Linked DNA regions of Mus musculus: regions 2, 3 and 4 are each linked to region 1. A link is a loop called in an ENCODE intact Hi-C map of the cell type or tissue named here. Cell type or tissue: heart. All regions are shown on one strand. Links, peaks and the distances in the headings refer to the core of each region. The heading gives the core; the rest is flanking DNA.

What was found. Hi-C counts contacts between places; a loop is a spot of excess contacts. Peaks named below come from ENCODE experiments on the same cell type or tissue, not always from the same donor. Only the 100,000 strongest peaks of a DNase experiment are listed, where the experiment ranks them.
Region 2: a loop joins it to region 1, with 4 times the contacts of the local background. A loop is called at or near these places in 12 of 42 quality-filtered maps.
Region 3: it touches region 1 in a loop (2.8-fold over the local background); 10 of 42 quality-filtered maps call a loop at or near these places.
Region 4: a loop joins it to region 1, with 14 times the contacts of the local background. A loop is called at or near these places in 14 of 42 quality-filtered maps.

What each region holds. Positions count from the first base shown.
Region 1 is chr13:108,156,395-108,162,302 of GRCm38, forward strand. Ndufaf2 (NADH:ubiquinone oxidoreductase complex assembly factor 2) reads right to left here and starts at 2,231. Exons shown (of 4, transcript NM_001127346.1): 1 at 2,049-2,231. The coding sequence starts at 2,175. It overlaps Ercc8 (excision repaiross-complementing rodent repair deficiency, complementation group 8), which reads left to right and starts at 2,344. Exons shown (of 12, transcript NM_028042.4): 1 at 2,344-2,476; 2 at 4,241-4,336. The coding sequence starts at 2,400. In heart, for the core only: a CTCF peak has its summit at 3,768 (motif pointing right); a DNase peak (open chromatin) is centred at 2,307; H3K4me3 peaks cover 2,295 bases; H3K27ac peaks cover 1,427 bases.
Region 2 is chr13:109,207,566-109,212,565 of GRCm38, forward strand. All of the region lies in intron 3 of Pde4d (phosphodiesterase 4D, cAMP specific), which reads left to right. Among named protein-coding and RNA genes, the nearest start is that of Mir582, 110 kb to the right of the region's middle. In heart, for the core only: a CTCF peak has its summit at 3,042 (motif pointing left); DNase peaks (open chromatin) are centred at 2,026 and 4,576; H3K4me3 peaks cover 694 bases; H3K27me3 peaks cover 597 bases.
Region 3 is chr13:108,313,041-108,319,042 of GRCm38, forward strand. It overlaps Depdc1b (DEP domain containing 1B), which reads left to right and starts at 3,297. Exons shown (of 11, transcript NM_178683.4): 1 at 3,297-3,429. The coding sequence starts at 3,382. In heart, for the core only: a CTCF peak has its summit at 3,159; DNase peaks (open chromatin) are centred at 3,251 and 3,771; H3K4me3 peaks cover 1,940 bases; H3K27ac peaks cover 1,198 bases; H3K27me3 peaks cover 2,478 bases.
Region 4 is chr13:108,326,960-108,332,961 of GRCm38, forward strand. All of the region lies in intron 2 of Depdc1b (DEP domain containing 1B), which reads left to right. Among named protein-coding and RNA genes, the nearest start is that of Depdc1b, 14 kb to the left of the region's middle. In heart, for the core only: a CTCF peak has its summit at 2,995 (motif pointing left); no DNase peak of the experiment used is centred there; H3K27me3 peaks cover 409 bases.

The DNA of each region.
Region 1 (5,908 bases), core at 909-5,908:
CTAGGCTGGCTGACCTCTCGGAGCTGCCAGTCTGTTCCTACAAAGCTAGGGAGTAGGGTACACACAGCCATCCCTGGCTTTGGTGCTGGGGATCCGAACTCAGAACTTCCTGTGTGCTGAGCAAGGGCTGAAACCCAGTGAGACATTTCCTCAGTCCTGGAAAACAACTACAAATAAACTCAGTTCATTAGAAATAAAGTAAACAGTAAAGAAAAACTGAGTATCTGTATGTATCAATTATGTATGTATTATGCCTAACAGTTGAACCCTTTAGTTCAACTGTTGGTGCTGGTGGGGGTACAAAATGGATCTTCAAGCTGTTTCTTTTCTCTCTTTTTTGGGGGGGTGGGTGTTGTTGTTTTGTTTTTTTCCTTTGAGACAGTGTTTCTGTGTAGTCCTACCTATTCCAGAACTTGCTCTGTACACTAGGCTGGCCTCAGATTCAGAGATTCCCTAGCCTCTACCTCCTGAGTGCTGGGACTAAAGGCGGATGGGCCACTAGGGCCACTCTGTCTGTTTCTCACAAAGTTTAACCTACATCTCCAGGCTGATCCAGGCGTTCTCCTTGTAAAAGAGAAATGAACGCATTATATCTATAAGTCTCATCATTTATCTGTGACAGTCTTAAGACAGGGACTAATCCAAAGATCTATGAACAGGTGAGCAGGTAAGAAAACTATATATACTGCATTCCACACGATAGAACATTAGCAACAAGGTAAAAATTTTGATGCACATAAAGATGAACTTCAAAATAATGATCCTAAATACAGGACCCAGAAAGAAATCTATAAAGACATATATACAAATATTCACGTTTAAAACCTGTAGGAAACGAAGACCAATTTGTAGCATCAGAAACCCAGATCAGTGGATATCTGGGTACAGGCAGCAGAGGCAGCATATTTAAATGCTCAGTGGGCAAAAAAGTTCAAGGTAGTAAGTTTTAGAAAAGGGTTAAGTGGGTACTAGAGAGATGGCTCAGAGGTTAAGAGCACTTGCTGCTCTTATAGAAGACCCAGGTTCAAATCCCAGCACTCACATGGTGGCTAAACAACCATCAACTCCAGTTCCAACAGCTTTGACACCAGATACACAACTACACACCTGCAGGCAATACACACACAATTAATAAATCTTTTTTAAAGATAAGAAAAACATTTTTATAAATGTTTAACATAGTTAATATTGTGAGAAATTAATGAAACACAGTTGTTGGACCAGTCTTCAACCGTCCCAGTAGCGACAGACACTACTATTATCTCTTTCATGTAAGACCACCTAAGTGAGAAAAATGGACTTGTGCCTAAGCTGCCTCAGTCAGCGCTTAAACTCTGACCCAACTTCTTTCTCTGCGACTTTCTATACTGGAGCAATAGAGAAAAGTAAAAGACATTGTGTGGCCTGCTGCAAGGGGGACGGGGGAGGAGGGGGGCGGGGAGGTGGGGACAGAGAGAGTCAGAGACACACAGTCACAAACACACACACATACAAGGAACGCCCCCCCCCCCCCCCGGGGGGACGGGTCTAGGTGTAGCCCTGGCTGTCCTTGAACTCACTCTATAGACCAGGCCGACCTCGAACTCAGAGATCTATCCGCCTCTGCCTTCGGAGTGCTGGGATTAAAGCCTGGCTATAAAAGAACACCTCTTAACTAAACCGTTCCAGTTCTTGAAAACAGTTTTAGTTAGACACACATTTCTGAAATCGACCTGGACATTAGAACGGATCAGTGTATTCGGAAAGTTCTGGGTTGACAAGGACGGCGACAGACAGGGAGAGCGCGCCAGACACTGCGACACCAAGAACCGCAAACTCTGCGGACAACCCGGATCTGAAGACCAAGGCAAGGCACTGGCGCAAGGCCTTTCCCGATGCTCCCCAGAACCTCTGGCAGGACCGGGTCCAAACTTCGTCGCCCAAGGCAACCGCCAAGTCCTGGGACCCGGGACAGGGACCAGGGCACCCGAGGCCCGGCCCCCAAGTACGGCGGCCGCCACCCGCCCGGGACGCGCATCCATCGACCGGTATCCTCTCCTCGCTCTCACCTCTCCAGTTCTTGTACTCGGCGACGTAGTAGTATTTGTTCCCCAGATGGTCCGTGCCCACGTGCTCCCTCACCTCCCTGGACAAGGCGCTCCAAACAGAGCGCCACACACCGGACCACCAGCTCATGCCTGCGCCGAACTCAAGGTCTGAGGCTTCAACCCGCCACCGGAGGACACGCCCACGCTAAGCTCCGCCCACTGCCCGGCGTTTTCCGAGCCCCCCAGTAACGCCGCTCTCCGTTGGTCAGGCCACATCGCTGATTGGCCAATGAGAGCCCGTGTTGTTGCATCCCCCAGTTCCCCGGTCTGTCATGGCAGCGCCCAGGCCTCCAGCCGGTGTGTGGACCCGAGATGTTGAGCTTTTTGTCCGCTCGACAGTCGGGTTTGGAGGACCCTCTTCGCTTGCGTAGAGCGCAGTCCACACGGAGGTGAGTCACGCGCGTGTCTTTTCCTCTTCCGGTGCCAAGGGAGAGTCTGGAGCAGGGAGATCGGGTCGCAGGACCGACTGGGCTGAAGATGAAGTCGGCAGGAGCCGGAGGAGGAAGACCCACGTGTGCGTGTAGGGGAGAGTGTGAAGGAAAAACCCAGGTCACAGTAATTGTAGCTTGCTGTGTACATGAAGGATGTAGTTGGAAGTAACCAGGGAGCCGAGTTAGATAACTGTCACTCCAGGAGAGACCTGATGGCAGGCTCTCCAATGGCAGGACTGTGAACATCCTCACGGCCAGCTCACCCCACGGCCTTCCACTGGACCCTCACTGCCAACATGACTGCTTCTTATTTCTTTGGTGCGCTTTGGTTCTGTTGACCAATGCCTTTATTTTTGTAGAATTTCATGTGGGTTTATCTCTGAGGCACAGACGAACCTGCATGCTTTGACTGTGTTTGTAAACCGAGTAACAGGTGTACAGAAATCAATCGTACGGATTTCGAAAAGAAGGCATGTAAATAAGTCCCCAACCACGTGCTATTTATATAGTGGCTTGTAGATGAAATAGCTTTGGAGCTTTGAGCTTTATGGTGTTTCTTAGTAACTGAAATTTGAACAATGTTGACGGGGTCTAGTATTTAGTTAAATTACACTGAAATTATATATATATATTCACGCTTCAGTGAAGATTATTGTTTTGTTAAAGTAATGAGGTTATTCTTTAATTCTCATTTATTTTTGTAACTGAACTGGAAAGTCCTAATTTATTCAGAGAAGATGTCCTTCCCTGTCATCTGCTAGTGACAAAAGCATAGTAAACATTACATTTGGCGCTCTCAGGCAACATCTTTTAAAGGATGTTTACAACCTGGAGCTGTAATTCACATAAACTGGATATTGAACACGCTGAACATTGGTGACACAAGCCTGTGACCCCAGGTTCCTAGAAGCAGATGGAGGAAGATTTCTGGCCCAGCCTGGGCTACCGAAGCAAGTTCCAGGTCAAACTGAGCTGCATAATGACATATGCCACTCCACCGCACCCCTACAGAAAGAAAAATGAAATTTTCATGGTTGCGTAAAACATGCTGAGTGCTGACATGTTTTTAAGACCATCACCGTATCAAGAAGTTTAACACTTGCGCCCTAAAGCTTTGCTGCGCTTTGGTACCGCTAACCCTCCTCCGCTTCACTTCATTTTAACTGTGGCATTGATAATAGTTTGTATTTCTACAGTCTTAGACATCTAAGAGAATCTTTAAATTGTGCAATTCAAACTTTTATCCACTAGGTGTCATCAGCCAAGTTTATTGGAATTTTTAACTTTCCCTGAAAGCTTGTTTATCCATAGATAACTTTTTAAGGACTTAAAAGCTTTAAATCAGCAGTTTTCGACCTGTGTGTCTCTACCCTTTCACAGGGGTTACGTATATCCTACATATCAGATATTTATATTATGAATCATAACAGAAACACAGTTTCAGTTATGAAGCAGCAGCAAAAATAATTTTATGGTTGGGGTCACTACAATCCGAGGAACTGTGTTAATGGATCACAGCACTAGGGAGGCTTAAATGAAATTTAAAGTAGTGTTTCAGTTTAAAACTTGTTTAGAGGCCTACATTAATAAGTCTGAATATCTTTAGATGTAGTAAGAAGCTAAAGCCTTGCAGAATTTGTGGTAATCTTGGGGAAATAAGGAATTGATACTAAATGTTTTTCTTATCGTTGCTTTATCTTTTTTCCTTTTTCCTTTTTGAAGGGTCCTGGGGCTGGAGTTAAACAAAGACAGGGATGTGGAAAGAATCCATGGCAGTGGGGTTAACACCCTCGACATTGAGCCCGTTGAAGGAAGATAGTAAGTTACGGCTTCACGTTTCCTTCTAAGTGAGGTGCAGAAAAATCTTGCCTTTTCAGACTGATTACAAGAAAGCTCTTACAAATACTTTTTTTTTAAGTTGTAAATTGTAGCGTTTGTTGGAAAAGCATCTATTCATTTGAAATCGAAAATCAAATACGCAAAATGTTATCAGATCGATATTCCAAATGTGGCATTAATATGTTCATGTTAAATCAATAAGCCAGGGATTTATGTTGATGCCGAAGGCTTTTAAGTGTGGGATGCATTTAAGTGGTCTTCTAACCTCTAATTGTTACTTTCAGGGACGAATGGGAAGTGACATGTAAAAAGTAGAAGTGTGCTTGGCACTGGGCGTGAAGCAGACGATCACTGAGTTTCTCATTTACCAGCAGTGACCTTGTGCAGTTTACCTAACCTTTCAGATTTCAGTTTGTCTCAGCTGTTCTATAGGAATGATCCTGCTTAAGAATTGGAGAAACTGTAGTGAAAGCATGTTTGTTCCACCCTACTGCCGACCCTATAGCTGAATGTGTTCCCCGTCACGGCACACCACGCATCGGCACACCACGATATTCATTCGGGAAGGTTTTGGGGTGGAGGGTGCAGCTCTGTGGCAACAGTATGATCTGCATGCACAAGATCTGGGTTCAGTCTAGAGCAGAATTGGAGGAGAACTCAAGGCTGTTAAGGAGTGTAGGCTCAGAGTCCTTCCTGTGAGCTGAGGGTGTGGTTCACAGATAAACCCTCACCTAGCAGGTCCAAGACCCTGGATTCAAGCCCCAGGACTACAAAGAAATAAAACAAAATCAAGCCTTATGTTGTTTATAATTAGATTATGTATTACAATAACATATGGGAAGTAGCTTCTCCTGTTTTGATCTAGTTACCAGTTGCCCTGGCTTTTGATTCCTGGTAAACTGTTGTCATTTACATTAAAATTAGCCATGTGGGTTTGGCAGACTTGCACTCTCTACCTTCCCCCTCTGCCATAATAGTCTACCAGAAACGTGTGCCCAAACAGTTCTCCCTTTAGCACATGGTTACAGTTAAAAGGTGGCGCACAATAATTCTGTTCTTTGCCATATCTTTCCAAAGCTTAACATATTTCCTGTTCAAAGGCGGTCAAGGGACACTCATTGATAAATATATGCAGATCCAAGGAACAGAGAACAGCTGATTTGTCATTGGTGTAAGTGGGAAAAGTACAGTAGTGAAGCAGCCAGGCACTGGCCTAGCGATTATGTGCCCTGGGTTACAGTGTGTGTCTGTGTGAAGAATGTAGGATGAAGATGCTTTTGTGCTGCATCGAATTAAAGTCTGAGACACTTAGCACAGTAGCTTTCCCTTTAATACATGGTAAAAGCTACAACTATGTATTTCTTTGTTTGCTAAGATATACTATGTGTAATCACATTTAGTAACAAGAAGAAATAAAGTGAAAATATATGTCAAATTGAAAACCAAGTATTTTCTTTTGCTTAAGAAAAATCAGTGTATGTGTAAGTTGTTTAGAAGTATATTAGTAGCCCGGCGTGCTGGCACACGCCTTTAATCCCAGCTCTTGGGAGG
Region 2 (5,000 bases), core at 1-5,000, 1.1 Mb after region 1:
GTCAACAAAGGTTATTGGTTTTATGAAAATCTCAAATGCTTAGATGTTTTAGTTTGAATTTGTGCTCTCTCATATATTCTCTTTGGCTTGGCCCTCAATTCAGCATATTCACATATGAGACTTTGGGGATATGATTGAGTCTTGAGGGCTCTGGCGTTATCTGTGGTGCATACTGCAGTGGACTTACAACGTGAGAGAGAGCCTTGCTTGAAGGGATGGACCCTTTCAGGAGTTTACCCCACTGGAAGACCACTGGTGGCCAGCCTTTGAGAGTCACATCCTGTTCTCAGATCTTGTCTCAGGATATCTCTTTCTGACATCCTAGAGAGAAGTACCTACCTTCACCACACATACTAGGCCAGTCTCTTCTGCCTCACCTTGGCCCCACAATAGTGGAGCCCAGGTACCGTAGACGGAAACTTCTGAAAGCAGGAGCTAAGGCAGAGCCTCCCTCCTTTGTTTCTCAGGCATTCTGTCAACAGCAACGATAAGCTGACTGAGACAGGACCATGCCTAGCTGCACATCACATGCTTGGTAAACATTTGCGCTAGTGGGAGATCTTTTGAGGTTTAGCTTAATGCACGTGCCGCTTGGTCACACGCGCACGCACACACGCAGGCGCACACTTCCAAGAGGCTTTCTGTCTCTCTCTGAGTGTGTTCTTAGTGAAAGGAATCTAAATGTTGAAGGTTATTTTTATGGACTTGGAATATTTCCCAACTGTCTAAATAAAATGAAGTTATTTCAGGTCTCGTTCATGAACAAGTGTTGAGCAGGGCAGAGCCGAGGACAGCCCAGACTAGAAAGGAAAGGATTTATGCAAGTTGATGCAAGTTGTTCTTAACAGCCAGGTGGCTAGATACAGGCCTACTGTGTGTCAGCCACTCCCAGTGCCTCTTCAGCCTGGCCATGCTCACAGCCTGCCAGGGCCTGGGATGCAGCCGCAGCCAATGGTCTGATGGTAGAGTCACTAACAATGGCTGATAACGGCTTAGCACCAATGTCTGCTCTAAGTATCTCATACGTAAGAAAGGATTTAATCCTTATATGTATCCGATCCCACCATTGTGCCCACTGGAGTAGTGTGCAAGCCAAGGAAGAGAAAGGTTAAAAAAACATACTTCATATCACACAGCTCAGAAGTGGCAGAGGCGACTAAGAGCACGCCAGGGGTAGCGGGAGCTCTCGTGGCTCCTTTGTGTGCTACGCGGCGTTGGCGGGAACCAACCTGATCCCCCCTAGAGCATCATTGGCTCGCTCTCGTCTGTCCAGTAACCACGTGCTACTTCAGCAGTTGCGCAGTGGTTTCAGGCACCCGTAGGGCGGCCACTCAGCGGCAAGCTCTTCCTCACTGTTCTTCCAGTTCCCCACACCTTTTGGAGAGTGTAAATTCCTTTGTTCATTTTGGTTTTAAGTTCATGTAGTCATTTGGATGAGATTTAGGATGTCACCTCTCTCCCACTGTCCTCCTGCTCAGACACTCTTGTCCACCTGTCCACCCCTTTCAGTTCCCCGGGTTGCAACTCAAAGGAGGGCAGCGGATCTTGTACTTCTGTTGATCTTCAAGAGATTCATTGTCCATCACTCCCTCTGTGCTTCCCTAGTGCTGAGAATTTCCCCACAGGTATCTGCTTCCTTCAGAAACACTGCTTTATCTGTAACATCTCTCACTTGCGTTATTAGTTAGGGTCTATACAGAATAAATGGAGTATGTAGCTAAGACTCTAAGGACTATTCTTGGCTACATTCGCAGTCCTTTCTTGCGAAAATTATTACCGTGGTTCTCTTCAGCAATTCTTTTATTGCTAACAACCCTTTCCCAACTCTGCCATGGTTTTACGTCTTCCCATTGATCTGAGCCTGAGGACTTCTCCCTTACACTCCAAACTCTTTTCACCACACTGAGAACTAAATCTCCAAACAAAAGCAGGCTTTCCCACATTGCACATTGTGGCTTGTCCCTGTAGAGAGCCCTAAGCACCTTGCTTGAAGCTCAAACGGAAGCCACGCCCATCCTGTGGCTGGGGACCCAGGCCATTTCCTTTGTTTGGTATAACTCTCAACTAGAAGCAGAAAAACAAACAGTTGTGTCCCCTGCCCTCTGAGTTCATTCCCAACACCGACATTGCCCTCCAAGATCATGTCCAACACCGAAGTCTCTGGGTATGGTTTGAATGTCTCTCCCGTTGGCCTCATATGTCTGGGTGTGACTCACTGGAAACGACAACAGACAGTGACTTCATCCAATTCCTGATACACATTTGAGGAAGCAGGTACTTGTGGCTGGCCAGTCCTGGATTGAAGTTTCTTTAACTGGAATTATTATTTCCATGTGGCTCACTGAAAAGTATCGTAGATCTAGTGCAAAGGTCAACATACCTCTTCTCTAAGAGGGCCTGATCATAAACATTTTAAGCTTTGGGACTAAGGAGATCTCTCAGTTGGTAAAGTGGTTTCCAAGCATGAAGACTTGAGGTCAAATCCTAGAACCCATATTACACCAAACAAACCTAAACTGGACACGTGGTATAGGCTATGCTTGTAATCCTGGTGCTGATGAGGACAACTAGTTAGTCACTCTAGCCTGCATAAGAGGGAGCCCCAGGTCACTGAGAGACCCCCATCTCAAATAACAAAGTAGTTATGCTTGAAGAATGATGGCCATGGTTATGTTCTGACTTCCACATGCACATTTACACATCAGCAATAGTAACATAAACACATAAAAATCAGATGGATGGATGGATGGATGGATGGATGGATGGATGGATGGATGGATAGATAGATAGATAGATAGATAATAAAGTGTGTGCTTTAAAAACACAGTCTCCAAGTCTTTAACTGGCTAACTTGATTCTTTCCTGAGTCCTGTAGCTTTAATTGCTCTTGTTAATGAGTAGAACTGTGTGTCTAGCTTTGTGTTATCCCCCATGACGTTTTTTTCTCCCCTCGTTGGACTGAATTTCAGAATTTTAGAGGCAGTTTTCAAACATTTCAACTGTGCATCTGCTCCATTAGGTGACCTGCAGTGCCGCCCTGTGGCCAATGTGATGTCTGCAGCCACAGTCCTTGGTTGAAACTGGGATTCAACCACTTAGATTGTAACCAAATACAGGTTATCTAGAAAATCCACACAGTTTACTTTTGCTAAGAATGGGGGGGTCACTTTTTGCGCACTTTCCCAAGTTGCTTTATTGAATATTATATTTTTACTCCTTGCCCTACAGTCAGATAGTCAGATTTTCTCATCATTTGTGGGAAGAGGTACCTAAAAACAATTTATCACCCTAGAAATTATTACAGCAAATAAATCTACCTTTTAGAGTAATTATTAAGATTGATTCTAAGTTTCTGGTAAAAAACTAGCCAATAGCTGTGGGTGTGGGGTGGGAGGGAGTCTGTGTGTATATGTGTATGTGTGAGTGTGTGTGTGTGTGTGTGTGTGTGTGTGTGTGTGTGAGTTGGATGGTAAGATGTGATGAGCTATGGAGGTAAACACTTTAGTTCATCTCCACAGTTGCTCCCTGATACTAACCTTTATGATCTATGCACACATGTGTTTTCTATGCTTTGGGTGGGGGTGGGGGGGAGAGTCAGTGTCTTAGCAGTGTCTTAGGGCTGTAGAACCAACATCAGCAATGCTCCTCCCATTACTATACAACAGGACTGGTCCATTAAAAGGCTGGCCTGCTGAGTGACTTTTACCCAAACTCTCTGCTGCTCTAAAGGAGGCAAAACCAAACCAAACCAAAAACCAAACAAACAAAAGCAACAGCAACAACAAACAAGAACAAAAATCATAGCGGTGCATTTAGCAAAAAACCAGTAAGCAAGCATCAAAACAGACTGTGACTGGACCAGAAGTAAATACCCACGAAGAATCACTTAAATACAGACAGGTAGTGCTTAGTAATAAATCACAGACCATCTTAACAGCAAGCCTTACAGGCGTAGAAAGGATAGACGAGTTCACTGTTATCAGAATTTAGGAATATTACATCATGTCACAGGGTGAACGAACTGCAGCTTAACCCAGCATGAAGGTGAGCAACGTTCAGCACTTGCCCTCTGGTATTTCTCCTGCTATTGCCTGGGAGAGCCACTTCAGCTGCTAATAAGAGGGTGCTTCCGGTGCCTCAGACTGTATGAGAGATCACTTATGGGGAATGGGGGGTGGGGGAGAAGAGGCAGCCAAAGGGAAACTCCTTGGGGCTGTTAAAACCATGCTTTCTAAAGTCACACGCGTGAAAAGAAATGGTACAACCAGAAAAACCTGTGACCAGGTGACATAAGGGACAGTCGAGCACCTATTGGAACAGGATTTAGCATCCCCCTATGCCTGGCCACAGGGATCGGGGAAAGCATTCTGCTTTCCAAGCCTAAAGTCTTGGAACTCACCCAGATCTAAGGGAGTGGACATCTAAACGTGAGAAATCCTTTTGCAAACGGCTCAGGAGCAGCGCCCCAGTCACTGCAGGGAGGTTTGGTTATTTCTGTTTGTACAAATGAGAACTGCGTGAGAAAAGCCCCGCGCCTTGATGGGGGATACTTAGGAAGGGGCCACACGGGAGAATCCAAACCGAAACCTCTGGGGCTGAGGTTCCCGCAGTTCTCATCCGGACCCATGGCTTCCCTGTTGCCAGGGAAGAGGCTGGCTCAGGCAGGCAGATCATCTATGGGAGAGAAGATGACGCTCACTGTGCCTGAGGTCAGGACAGCCGATTGCTTTTTGGATAGCCTGGACTTCTGCGGCAACATTTGTGCCACAGGAAACAGTGCCGTTTCCCTTGAGGCCAAGTTCCCCTTAGCTCTGTCGGTGACCTTCACTATCCATGGCTTACCATTCTCCAAATCCCTCCTAACTACCCCCCACTGCCTCTTTCTTGCCACCTTCTTTCCCAATTATGCGTTTGGGGAAAGAGGCCCTCTTACCAAGTGAATCCGTTGCCACAGACATTAACACAGCCTCAGGTATTTAAGGTCAATACGCACCAAAAAT
Region 3 (6,002 bases), core at 519-5,518, 160 kb after region 1:
TGCCCACAAAGTCTAGCCAAGTCCTCCCCATATTTCAAAAACAAGAAAGCATCTCCATAAAGGTGGAACCTCTTTATTGAGTCTTACTCAATATTTTACTGGTAGAAAACAAACAAACAAACAAACAACAAAAAACTCTGAACAAACCCAAAAACCAACCCCCATCCTACAAAATAAAAACCAAAACCAAACCAACCAACCAACCAACCAACCAACCAACCAAAAAATCTAAGTAGATGTTAAGTGCTATGAAGATAACAGAGCAGTTCAGGAGTAGCGTGGTATGGAACCTCACAGCAGAGGCCAGGGAATACTTATAGGAAGGCTGTGGGGTAGCACTGATGGAGAAGGCTGTGTAAGGAGCTTGGGCAAGCACAGTCCTGGCAGGAGTCTGCAAAGGCCCTGAAGTAGAAAAGAGTATGTTTGAGAAACAGAGAGAAGGCTGACCAGGAGGGGGAAGAAAGCACTGGATTTAGGGGGATGGAGAGGGTAGGAATTGTTGAACTGTTTTTTGTGTGTGATCCCAAAGGCCTGATAGATGGCCAGCAGTCCCCTTTACAGGACATCTACAAAGGCTGCCCTTGTGGCTTCTGATATGTGGATCTTTGATCCTTTTACGTTAATGGAAATTATCATCTGTGGCTCATAGAGGACTTGGGAAAATGCTGAAGAAGCTAGTGTGATTTTGTTTTCAAAGGTAGCTTCTTTTACAAATATTTTATTTTTAATTATGTGCGGGTGTGTGTATGCCTGTGTGTGGGTACGTGCATGTGAATGTAGTTGCCTGTGGAGGCCAGAATAGGCAGTGGATCTTCTTGAGTTACAAGACATTGGGAGCTGCCTGATGTGGGTGCTGAGCTATGGACTCTGGTATTCTGCAAAGGCAGTGTGGGCTGTTAGCTGCTGAGCCATCTCTCAAGTCCCCGAGGTCCATCTTTTCTATACTGGGCACCACTTGAGTACCTGAATATATCATTTCAAGTCCTTGTATCAACTCGGCAAGACAACCATCAAGATTTCCATTTTGCCTGTGAGCAGAGGGGAATTAAATACTGAGTTTCAAGTTACTCGGCTTGTTAGTACACTGGTTGTTGTTGAAGTCTAGATGTAGCAAATTTCTGTTTGTGATTTCCATGGAAGTCGAAAGCTGCATAATTTAAGGATGGGCAAACTTTGTTGCAGGATTCCAGCTTTACCATCATGGTGGACAAGACTAGAATTTCTTTTCCATCTGCCTCTTATATTAAAGTATATAGGCATACTTTGGCAACTCTCATCATAGACAAGCAGGACCATTCCACAACATTTGGAGGTATAAAGAAGTAAAGTTACCTCTTTTTAAATTTACAAAAGTAATATATATTCAGCATATATAAGACCAATCAGGTTTTGTTTTTTTGCTTGTTTGTTTTTGTCTTTCATAACAAGACTAAATATACACCTGGACAGGGTAGGATGAGATGGGGGGTTTCAGTCTTTGTTCAGCAATCTCTGTTTTGAATCTGGATTGGTTTATTTTATTATGTATGTGTGTTTGTGTCTGAGCATGATACAGCACACTTGTGAAGGTCAGAGCATAACTCCTGGCAGTCAGTTCTCTCCTTCCACCATGTAGCCTCTTAGGATCAAACTCATTGGCCTTAGCAGAAAGTGCCTTTACTACCAGAGCTGTCTCACCTCAGGCCCTCAAAAATCGGAACTGAGCATATCCAGGCTTTAGTTTGTGATCTTGGTTTCTTTTCTTTTAGTGACTGTACTGGCTAGTTTTGTGTCAACTTGACACAGGCTGGAGTTATCACAGAGAAAGGAGCTTCAGTTGAGGAAATGCCTCCATGAGATACATTTGTAAGGCACTCTCTCAATTAGTGATCAAGGGGTCCCTTGTGGGTGGGATCATCTCTGGGCTTGTAGTCTTGGTTCTATAAGAGAGCAGGCTGAGCAAGCCAGGGGAAGCAAGCCAGTAAAGAACATCCCTCCATGGCCTCTGCATCAGCTCCTGTTTTCTGACCTGCTTGAGTTCCAGTCCTGACTTCCCTGGTGATGAACAGCAGTATGGAAGTGTAAGCTGAATAAACCTTTTCCTCCCCAACTTGCTTCTTGGTCATGATGTTTGTGCAGGAATAGAAACCCTGATTAAGACAGTGACTCACTGAGTTTAATTAGGGTTCCAAACATGAGCATGGGTGTTAGGCTCTTTACTGGAAGAAAATAGATGGCATCTCTCAGCAGCCATTCATTTCCAATAATCTCCTCACTACTGGCTCATACGCCCTTCCTGCCCTGGTATGCTAGAATATTGATTGACAGGCTCCATCGTGTGTAGGTCTTGCTGTGAATTCATGAATGAACAGCCAGGTCAACCATATTATGTTCGGAAGACAGCATCTTACGGGTGTTCATACCAGTGTCCCATGCTCAGCCCTATTTATTCTCAGGACTTTCACCAGTTTTGAGGGTCTGAATTAATCACTAGCTATTGAATTAATCACTGTCTAATATGTCTATTGCCTATCACCTTCTATGATCAAGGTGGAGTTGTTCAGCAGTCTTCACGGAGGAGTCCAGACATAGATTCATTGTCACCGAGCTAAAGGCATATAGTATAAAGTGAAGTCATTTGTCTCTTTCAACAGTTGCAAGTTGGACCAGCAATTCCCACGGGCAGGAGATGTGTAGGTGATTCAGTGCAGAGAAGACGAATTCATCAACCCCACAAAGGACTGACAATTTCTGTCAGATTCCTAAATACAAAACCTAAGTTCAAGGAGGAGAAAGATTACTGTACTTTATTTATCAAGGGAACACAGCAGACGCTGACCATGCCTCTCCTTATCGCTCTTTCTACACTCCTTATGGCAGGTTGCCTTTATCTGCTTTAGAAATGTCCTTCCCCTTGGACAGCTGTCAAGTCAACTCGCTTCCTTTCACCACCCACTTCTTCCTCTTTGCTAACCTCCGGATTCTCTGCCCTGGGTGCTGACAGGAATTATCTATCGGGTTCCAGCTAGGTTTGGCTCACTGGGCTCCGAGGCTGCAGAGCTGGTGTTCCGAGTGGACTCGCGGCAGGGACAGTCCCGGTAGGTTTTGGGCAGCGCCATCCACTGTGTGCCGGCGGTACGCGGCGCGATCAGTCATGTCCGCAAGCATCCGAGCGCCCATTGGCGAGGAGAAAGTGTTCTTTCCTCCTAGGTGCTGGAGGCGCAACCCCGGGTAGTGAAATCCAGGACACAAACAGCCCCGCCCACCACACAGTTCCTGTCACGTGCCCTCGCAACGTCCAATCAGCGCCCCGAAGCTCCGGGCTTGTGATTCAAACTGCGGCGCGGCGAGCTCCGTCTGGAGTCCCCGCCGGCGTTGCCCCGCGACTGCTGCGCGTTGGCAATGGAGCACCGCGTAGTGGGACCCGGGCCGTACCGGGCCACCAGGCTGGTGAGTGAGAGTGGGGCCGAGCCGACCCCGCGCCGCTGTCACCGCCAAGACTCGGGCAGTGTGCAGTCGCTCGGGGGTTGCCGGTGCTGGTGGTCGTGTGCCTGCTCCGGTCGCTGCTGCACACTCTGTCCCACAGCGGGCAGACGAGGCCCGGAGTCAGCCCTACCAAGGTGGCATGAACTACTTCTGCCGCCGGTAGTTGGATGCTCGGCTTTGGACGGCGCCTTCAGCCTTAACGGGGAACCGAACCTCAGGCGATCGCGTTCCCCTTTGTCCTAGGGACCTACTCTAGCTTCCAGGGCAAGATCGACCGTGGGTGGAGCCATAGGACCACCTATGGGGGTAGCTCTTGCGGACTGCGGTGCTCCAGGCAGGGCGTGACTCCTTCCTGAGTGACACTGTTGACACTTGACAAGTGTTCTTTGTAACGGTGCACTGCACGGAGGTGGATTGCCCCTCTAAGGTTCCTGCCCCCGGAGTTTCAGTTGTCAGCACCTACTTCAAGTAGCGGATCAGCTCTGATAGGTGATCTAAAAGCTTTGCTGATGCACCAGGGTAAGGGTCTTTCTTGTGGAAACAAGTTTTGCCACTCAGAAACTTATTTCTAGGAGGAAGTACTTTTACTGACTTCTCCCTCAAACGGATTAGGACAATGGAATAGACAGAAGGTTTTAGAGGACTTTGAGTTTTGTCTGTGAAGACTCATAGCTGCATTGCCTTGCAATAAAGTCTCACCTGCTCTCTACTCTGGAAAAGGTGGGGATGAATATCCAAACTCATGTTTTAGACTCATATGCTAGAGATGTAGTTTTCTTTCTTTCCAGAGCCAGGTAGTCTGTGTTCTGCGGAGTCAAGCCACCTTCTACAGATGGGAAGTTAGGTTTCAGGCTGCTAGACCTTTGTTTTATTAGACTTATGGGACGCGTGGAGAATCAAATAAAGATTATGAATCTTCACACAAAAGATCACATGGCACATGTAAAGTTTCCCCTAAGATTTTAGGGTCTGTGGTCTTGTTTCATTTGGCTGAAAACAACACATATTTGCATAGGGTCATTGGTCTGGGCTGGACTCATGTCAGCGGTTCTTCCAATGGAAATCATTCATGTGTCACTATCTGGTGATTTGACTGGCACTGGGTGGTGTCACGTGGTACCCTGGTCTTCAGTGTTGGTTGAACCAAGTTTTGACAGGTTTGCTCAGATTCTTCATAAAGTGGGCTCATGGTATCATGACATTTTGTTCACACATCATTGGCCAAAGCAAATGAAATGGCTGAGTCTATAATCTAGACATTCATTTTTATTAAAAAGAAAGCATTTTCAGGTTGCCAGCCTTGTGTGGCAAGGATCTTTACCCACTGAGCCACCTTGAAGGCCCCTTTTCTACGTTTTAGCATGGAGAGGTGGTAAAAGCCACATGGCTAAGGTGCCTGTGAAGAGGCTAGGAGACCTCGTTGTGTAATCCACAGAACCCCCAGAATGGTCCCATTTATTTTAAGAGAGGGTGAAATGAATAGTGGATGTAGGTTTTCTTTAGGGCTCATTTCTAAGAGGTATGAACGGCGACAAGATAAAGAGAGTCTCAGAAATGGTGTATTCATAATTGCATCCTCAGAAGGGGCTCTACCGTGTAAACTACTTGGGGTCATGGCTACTGTTAGTTCTGACTTGAGGGAAGATAGGGGTTGTTCTGTTTTAATGACTTTTGCAAACTATAATGGCAGTCCTCCCTTATCTGGAAAGGAAATGTTGCAAGAACCCCAGTATGGTTGGTTTGAATAAGATTGGCCCTCATAGGCTCATATATTTAAATGCCTCTGTTCCCAGGGAGTGGAACTGTTTGAAAAGATTACAAGGATGGGGAGGTGTGGCCTTGTTGGAGGAAGTGTGTCACTGGGGTTCCGTTTTGAGGTTTGAAAGCCCATGCTAAGCCAAGAGTCTCTGTCTTAGTCTGTGTATCAGGATTTAACTTTTAGCTGTTTCTCCAGTGCCTGCTCGCTCCCTATCATGATGATAATGGTTGAAGCCCCCAATTAAATGTTTTTCTATAGAAGGGATGCCTTGGGTCATGGTGTTTCTTCACAGCAATAGAACAGTGACCAAGACACACAGAAACTGCTTAAAAGTATGATAGCACTAGATCCCATATGTATTATATACAGTATATGTTTTTTGTACATATACCCATGATGGTTTAATTTGTAAATTAATACACTGAGGGATTAACAACAGCAATAATGAAAATATATCCTACTAAAGTTCACTGCAATACTTTGGAGCTATTGGTCATTAAAATATAAAGATTACTTGACCACGCACACTGTGAAACCTCACCAATTGGCCTGATAACCTAAATACCATTAAGTGACTCCTGTGTGAGTGGCGTACTTGGTGTGGACACCGTGAGCACTGAGCTCATTCACATACTTGATGGCATGAAGCAACATCGCTGTGCTTCCCAGAGCTGCATGCAGCCGAAAACTTCGGAACTGTAAACGTTTGGAATTTTCTCTTATGCAGGTTCCTGTTTATTGTGGGTAACTGAAATTTTGGATCCGCGTTGACTATTAT
Region 4 (6,002 bases), core at 597-5,596, 170 kb after region 1:
TTGGAGAGAGAGAGAGTCCTACTCTCTAGTCCAGGATGGCTTGAACTTGTGACAGTCCTGGCCCAGCCTCCGAGTGCAGAGATTATGGGTGTGCATCACCACCCCGAGCTTTCCTAAATGTGAAGGTTGGGAAATGAATCAAGCGAGGCTTACAAACATGTTCAGAGTCATGCGTTAGAAAGGGAGAAGTCATCATTTGAGTCAAGGACTGTCGCTGAAGTCTGTGTTCTTGTGCTGTGCCAGGCTATCTCAGCTTCCACAAGATGAGGTTGACGTAGCTTAACAGAGAGATTAGTGGTGAATAAACACAGGGACTCATGGGAATGTTTGGTGTGGCCAGCGCACCTGTAGCCACCTAGTTCATGTGATGCTTAGTGACTAATATATGCCTCCGTTAAGAAAGTCTTCTCAAATGAAGGAGGTGTGGGCAACAGTCAATCTAAACTTTGCTCACCTAAACACAGCAAACCAGTCTCCCAGGTCTGTGCAATCAGAGTTACACAGATGCAAAGACTCCACTGTTATCTTTTGTTTTGTTTTTTGTTTATGCACTAATGGATCAAACCGAGGGTCTTGCACTACCTCTGAACTGTATGTCTGCCACCTGCCTGTATGTCTTGAAGAGAGAGATTACATGCATGCATTGTATAATTTTATAACTCGGTGAGGAATGGAGCCGTCATTTTGTACTTTTAGTGGGGGAAGGGTTTGTCTGGTTGTAGCTCTTTGGTGTGATTGCTCTGCAGTCTGGTGACCCTTGACCTCCCATTACTAGTGGGTAGCCAGAGGGACTCCAAGCTTGTTTGCATTTATTTATTTATGTATTTATTTATGATTTTAAACCATCCTTAAGACTTTATATTTTTAATTGAAAATATTTGTATATACTACTTTTTCATGTTTCCCCTCCCCCAGGTCCTCCCCACCTCCCTACCCATGCAACTTTATGTTCTTTTTCAAAAAAATAAAAAAAAAATAAAAACCCGACCCCCCTCCAAAAAAAACCCCACAAAACCACAAAACAAAACAAACAAAACAAAACAAAACAAAACCCTATCTCCTGCAACAGAAATCAAAATGAGTAAGTAAAAGATCAATAAGACAGAAAGGTGCCCCGACCAAGCAGAATGAGACAAGGCTACACCAACCGCTGAGTTGTTGTTTTTTGTTGGCCAAGTATCCTGTGTATGGCGCTGTCCTGAACTGGGGTTAATGCACCTAGTGAGACTTCACTGGAGAAAACCCACTTTTCTTTTGCTAATGAGTATCAAGTGTACATAGCATCTTGATTAGAGGTGAGGACCCCTGTCCACTCCCCTTCTCAATGTTAGGCTCCGTCTGGCTTGAACCTGTCCAGGCATTATGCATGCTTCCAGTCTCTTGGAGTTCACATGTGGGTCAGCAGATCAAGACCCTGGCTCAAAAATGAAAATGTGTTTTATTTTTCAGATCCTTTCTTTTTTTTTTTTCCCCTCTTCTTTCTTTTTTCATATGGGGTGCTTTAAATATTCTGTGATCAAGAAAATTCTGAACCCTAAACCACTTCCGGTCCGATGAAGGTGAAATTAAATCAGAGAGGGCACAGACACGCGGAACAGCGGGCGCAATGGGGTCGGAACCAGCTGTATACACATACAGTGGGTAGAAAAGGGTCTTGAGAACAAACAGTCCCGGCACTGCCGGGTGTTGAACCTGCTAAACTGTGTGCACGACGGGAGGCTGAGCTGAAGACACTGCAGATGATTTCCCAACGTTTGGATATCCAAGTGTGTAGATGCAAAAATAACTCACAACGACTTTCAACTTAAACCTCCCAAACTCTAGAAAAATTAATTCAAAGTAGATCATGATCCATTTAAGTGTAAGACCATAGGGTTACGTCTTGAAGTTAGGCAAGGAGTCTGGAGAGTTGGCTCAGCAGCTGGGAGCATTGTTGTTGCAGAGGACTCAGGCTCCTTCCTAGTACCCACATGACAGCTCCAGACCCAGGGATCTGAAGCCCTCTCTGCTTCAGGTGCACACATGCACAGCACACCAAAACCACGGTCACACATGCAAAATAAAACAAGGCAAAAAAAAACTAACAAAGGGGACAAATAACAGGCAGAGGTGTCGGCAAGCCACACGTGTGACGGTGGACTGGGACCAAGGACATAGGAAGAGCTTTCGAACTCAGCAGTAGCGGAGCAACAATTCAAAGAACGAGCAAGGGGTTTGAGCAGCTGCTTCAAAATGCGTAGAAAGCAGATGAGCCGTCGTAAAGACGTTTAACATAGTAAACCTTACGGAGGTGCACAGTAAAGCCACAGCGGGTGCTGCCAACTATTACAGCGGGTATTAAATGCATCAGCAGCGTCAAGTGCCACTGAAGTGCAGAGGTGGAGACCTCCTCTGATCTGGGCAGGAATCCCAGGTTGGCAGTCACTTTGGAGTTAATAAATATATAATATATAATATAGATGGTCTCAGTCATCCCTGTTCCTAGCGGATATGTCCCCTAGAACAATGAAATTGTAGTGTGCGAATGGTAAATGTATGAGTGTTGGCGGTGGCTCTACTAATAATTGCCAGTAACTGATACAGCCTAAATATCCCAGGATTGGATAAACAAGTACAATTCATGTATAAAATAGAACACTGTCAGGTTGGGGAAGGGTGTTCTACTGTACAGTGAGAAAAAGAAAGGGTGTTTAGAGGAGTAAAGAAACTGCTGTTCCTGGATGGCGTGGTTACAGTGTGATTATGTGTAAAAACGGATGCAATTATAGTACACCCTCACATCAACTTTTCTGTAAGCCTACGATAATAAACAGAGATTTGAAAAGTCTTATTTGAATCTCTGATGCCAGAAACTTGAACATACGTTTGAAGCTGTGTGACCTCTTAGTCATTTTGTCTGTCACCCTCTGAAACATTCTTTCTTGCATCATTATCTTGGGAGTCTTGAAGGGACTTGTTCTAGTTACCACACCTCCAAGTGCATGGACCATTTACTCCCTCTAGTGGACATCTTTAATTTTTTTTTTTAAACTAGGAAAACACAAAGTATATATATATGTGATTTTATTTTATCTTTCTCTGCTCTTTTCACCAAGTCCATAGAGATCAGTTTTTCAGGTACTAGGTTTAAATGTCGTAGGCACTAAGACCAACGCAGGGTGTGGATCTGTGGGCTCAGAAACCTAGCTTCACCTTAAGTGAATGGAGGGTAGGTATCCAGGATCTACCTGCTCAGTTGAATTTGTGGGCAGAATGTAGAAAGTAGAAAGTGTGCTTTTTCTTTTCTTTTCTTTTCTTTTCTTTTCTTTTCTTTTCTTTTCTTTTCTCTTCTTTTTATTTCTTTTCTTTTCTTTTCTTTTCTGTCTTTTTTTTTTTCTTGAAGAAATTGGTACAAACTCACACCTGATAATCTTTTGCTAGAGGTTTCTTTATTGCAACGTATGGCCTGCTTTTACTTCTGACAGCACTGATTTAAAAGAGAGAACACGTAACTTCATCAGATTATTTTGTGTCTGTTGATGTTTTTTGCTTTAGGTGTATTTTTATCTTAAGTTGACCCACTAATTGCTTATTTGTTGGGTATAGTGAGGCGTTTCAGTGCAGGGATAATACTCCATGTTTATGACTGTATCCCATCCACTGGCACTTGTATCACCTCAGACATGGCTCATTTATTTTCTTGTTGGAGACATTAACTCCCTTCTACCTCTGTAGAAATACGCACTTGATTTTGTTACCCGAAGTTACTCTATTGTGCTCGAGATCTCACAAGTGACTCCCATGCAGCTGTACCATGGAGGGTCTAGGAGTTAGACAGATTCCCTGGTGGGCAGACAGGCCAACAGGAGCGGGCCATGGCTAGATAACAAAGATGGCAGGCTTCTTCCTCATCTCTTTGCTTGAGACAAAAACCTGTCAGCTTTACACAAAGGCCTTACAGGCTTTTGTCTCTTACCAGGTAGAGGACTGGCTCAACAAGTTCAATGCTGGCCAGGACATGCTGCATAACCACCGTGGGCCAGTCAATCCCTTCTTTCATAAAAGGACTGTCTTAGTCAGGGTTTGTATTCCTGCACAAATGTCATGACCAAGAAGCAAGTTGGGGAGGGAAGGGTTTATTTAGCTTACTTCCCACACTGTTGATCACCAAAGGAAGTCAGGACTGGAACTCAAGCAGATCAGGAAGCAGGAGCTGATGCAGAGGCCATGGAGGGATTTTGCTTACTGGGTTGCTTCCCCTGGCTTGCTCAGCTTGCTTTCTTATAGAACCCAAGACTACCAGCCCAGGGATGGCACCACTCACAATGGGCCCTCTCCCTTTGATCACTAATTGAGAAAATGCCCCACAGCTGGATCTCATGGAGGCATCTCCTCAACTGAAGCTCCTTTCTCTGTGATAACTCCAGCTGTGTCAAGTTGACACACAAAACCAGCCAGTACAATTGACCCCTTGTCAACTTGACACACAAACACATCACTATTAAGCCTCAACCCTTACTTTCTTATTTATCCCCAAGATCTAAATAACTTTAAAAGTCCCACAGTCTTTGCAAATTCTTTACATATTGAAATTTCAGTCCCTTTAAAATATCCAATCTCTTTTAAAATCCAAGGTCATTTTACAATTAAAAGTCTTTTAAGTGTGGGCTCCACTAAAATACTTTCTTTCTTCAAGAGGGAAAAATATCAGGGCACAGTCACAATAAAAAGCAAAATCAGACTCCCAACTGTCCAATGTCTGGGATCCACCTATGATCGTCTAGGCTCCTCAAAGAGCTTGGGCCACTTCTCCAGCTCTGCCCTTTGTAGCACACAGCTTGTCTTCTAGGCTTCAGCTCCACTGCTGCTGCTGTTCTTGGTGGTCATCTCATGGTACTGGCATCTCCAAAACACTGCCGTCTTCTGCTGTAACTAGGCTTCACCAATAGCCTCTCACAGGTTCTCTTCATGGTGCCAAGCCTCAACTCCTTTGCATGACACCTTCAGTCCTGGGCCATCAATTGCAACTGAGGCTGCACCTTTGCCAATGGTCTCCCATGGCCTCTCACAGTGCTGAGCCTCAGTTGCTCTTCAGGACCCCTTCATGCCTTCAAAACCAGTACCACCTGGGTGACCCTTACACATTACCAAGTCCTGCTGCAGCACAAGGTACAACCTTGGCTATCTGTGGAACACAGCCTATTTGTGCTCTCAGAAAACACTTCCCAGAAGATGTCACCTCAACGATGCTGGTCTCTTCTTAATCACTGCTAATTTCCTAGTTCCAGCTAACCAGCATCAATAGTCCCAGTAATGCAAAGGTTTCACTTTAGTAGTTCTGGTATCTTGTTAATCACAGCTGATTCTTCAGCCCCAGCTAACCAGAACCACAGAATCTTCACAATCAAAATAGCATCAGCCCTGATAAGAGTCTTTAATCTTCCTTCTGAAATTTCACAAGCCAGGCCTCCATCTTCTGTACTGTTTTTAACATTATCTTCTAAGCTCCTACACAACATCCCACAGATCTCTCAACACCAAATGGATCTTCTAGCCCAAAGTTCCAAAGTCCTTCCACAGTCCTCCTCAAAACATGGCCAGGTTGTCACAGGAATACCCCACTCCTGGTACCAATTTGTATTAGGGTTTCTCTTCTTGGACAAAACATCATGACCAAGAAGCAAGTTGGAGAGGAAAGGATTTATTCAACTTACACTTTCCATACTGCTGTTGATCACCAAAGGAAGTCAGGACTGGAACTCAAGCAGGTCAGGAAGCAGGAGCTGATGCAGAGGCCGTGGAGGGATATTGCTTACTGGGTTGCTTCCCCTGGCTTGCTCAGCTTGCTTTCTTATAGAACCCAAGACTACCAGCCCAGGGATGGCACCACTCACAATGGGCCCTCTCCCTTTGATCACTAATTGAGAAAATGTCCCACAGCTGGATCTCATGGAGGCATTTCCTCAACTGAAGCTCCTTTTTCTGTGATAACTCAAGCCTTTGTTGACTCACAAAACCAGCCA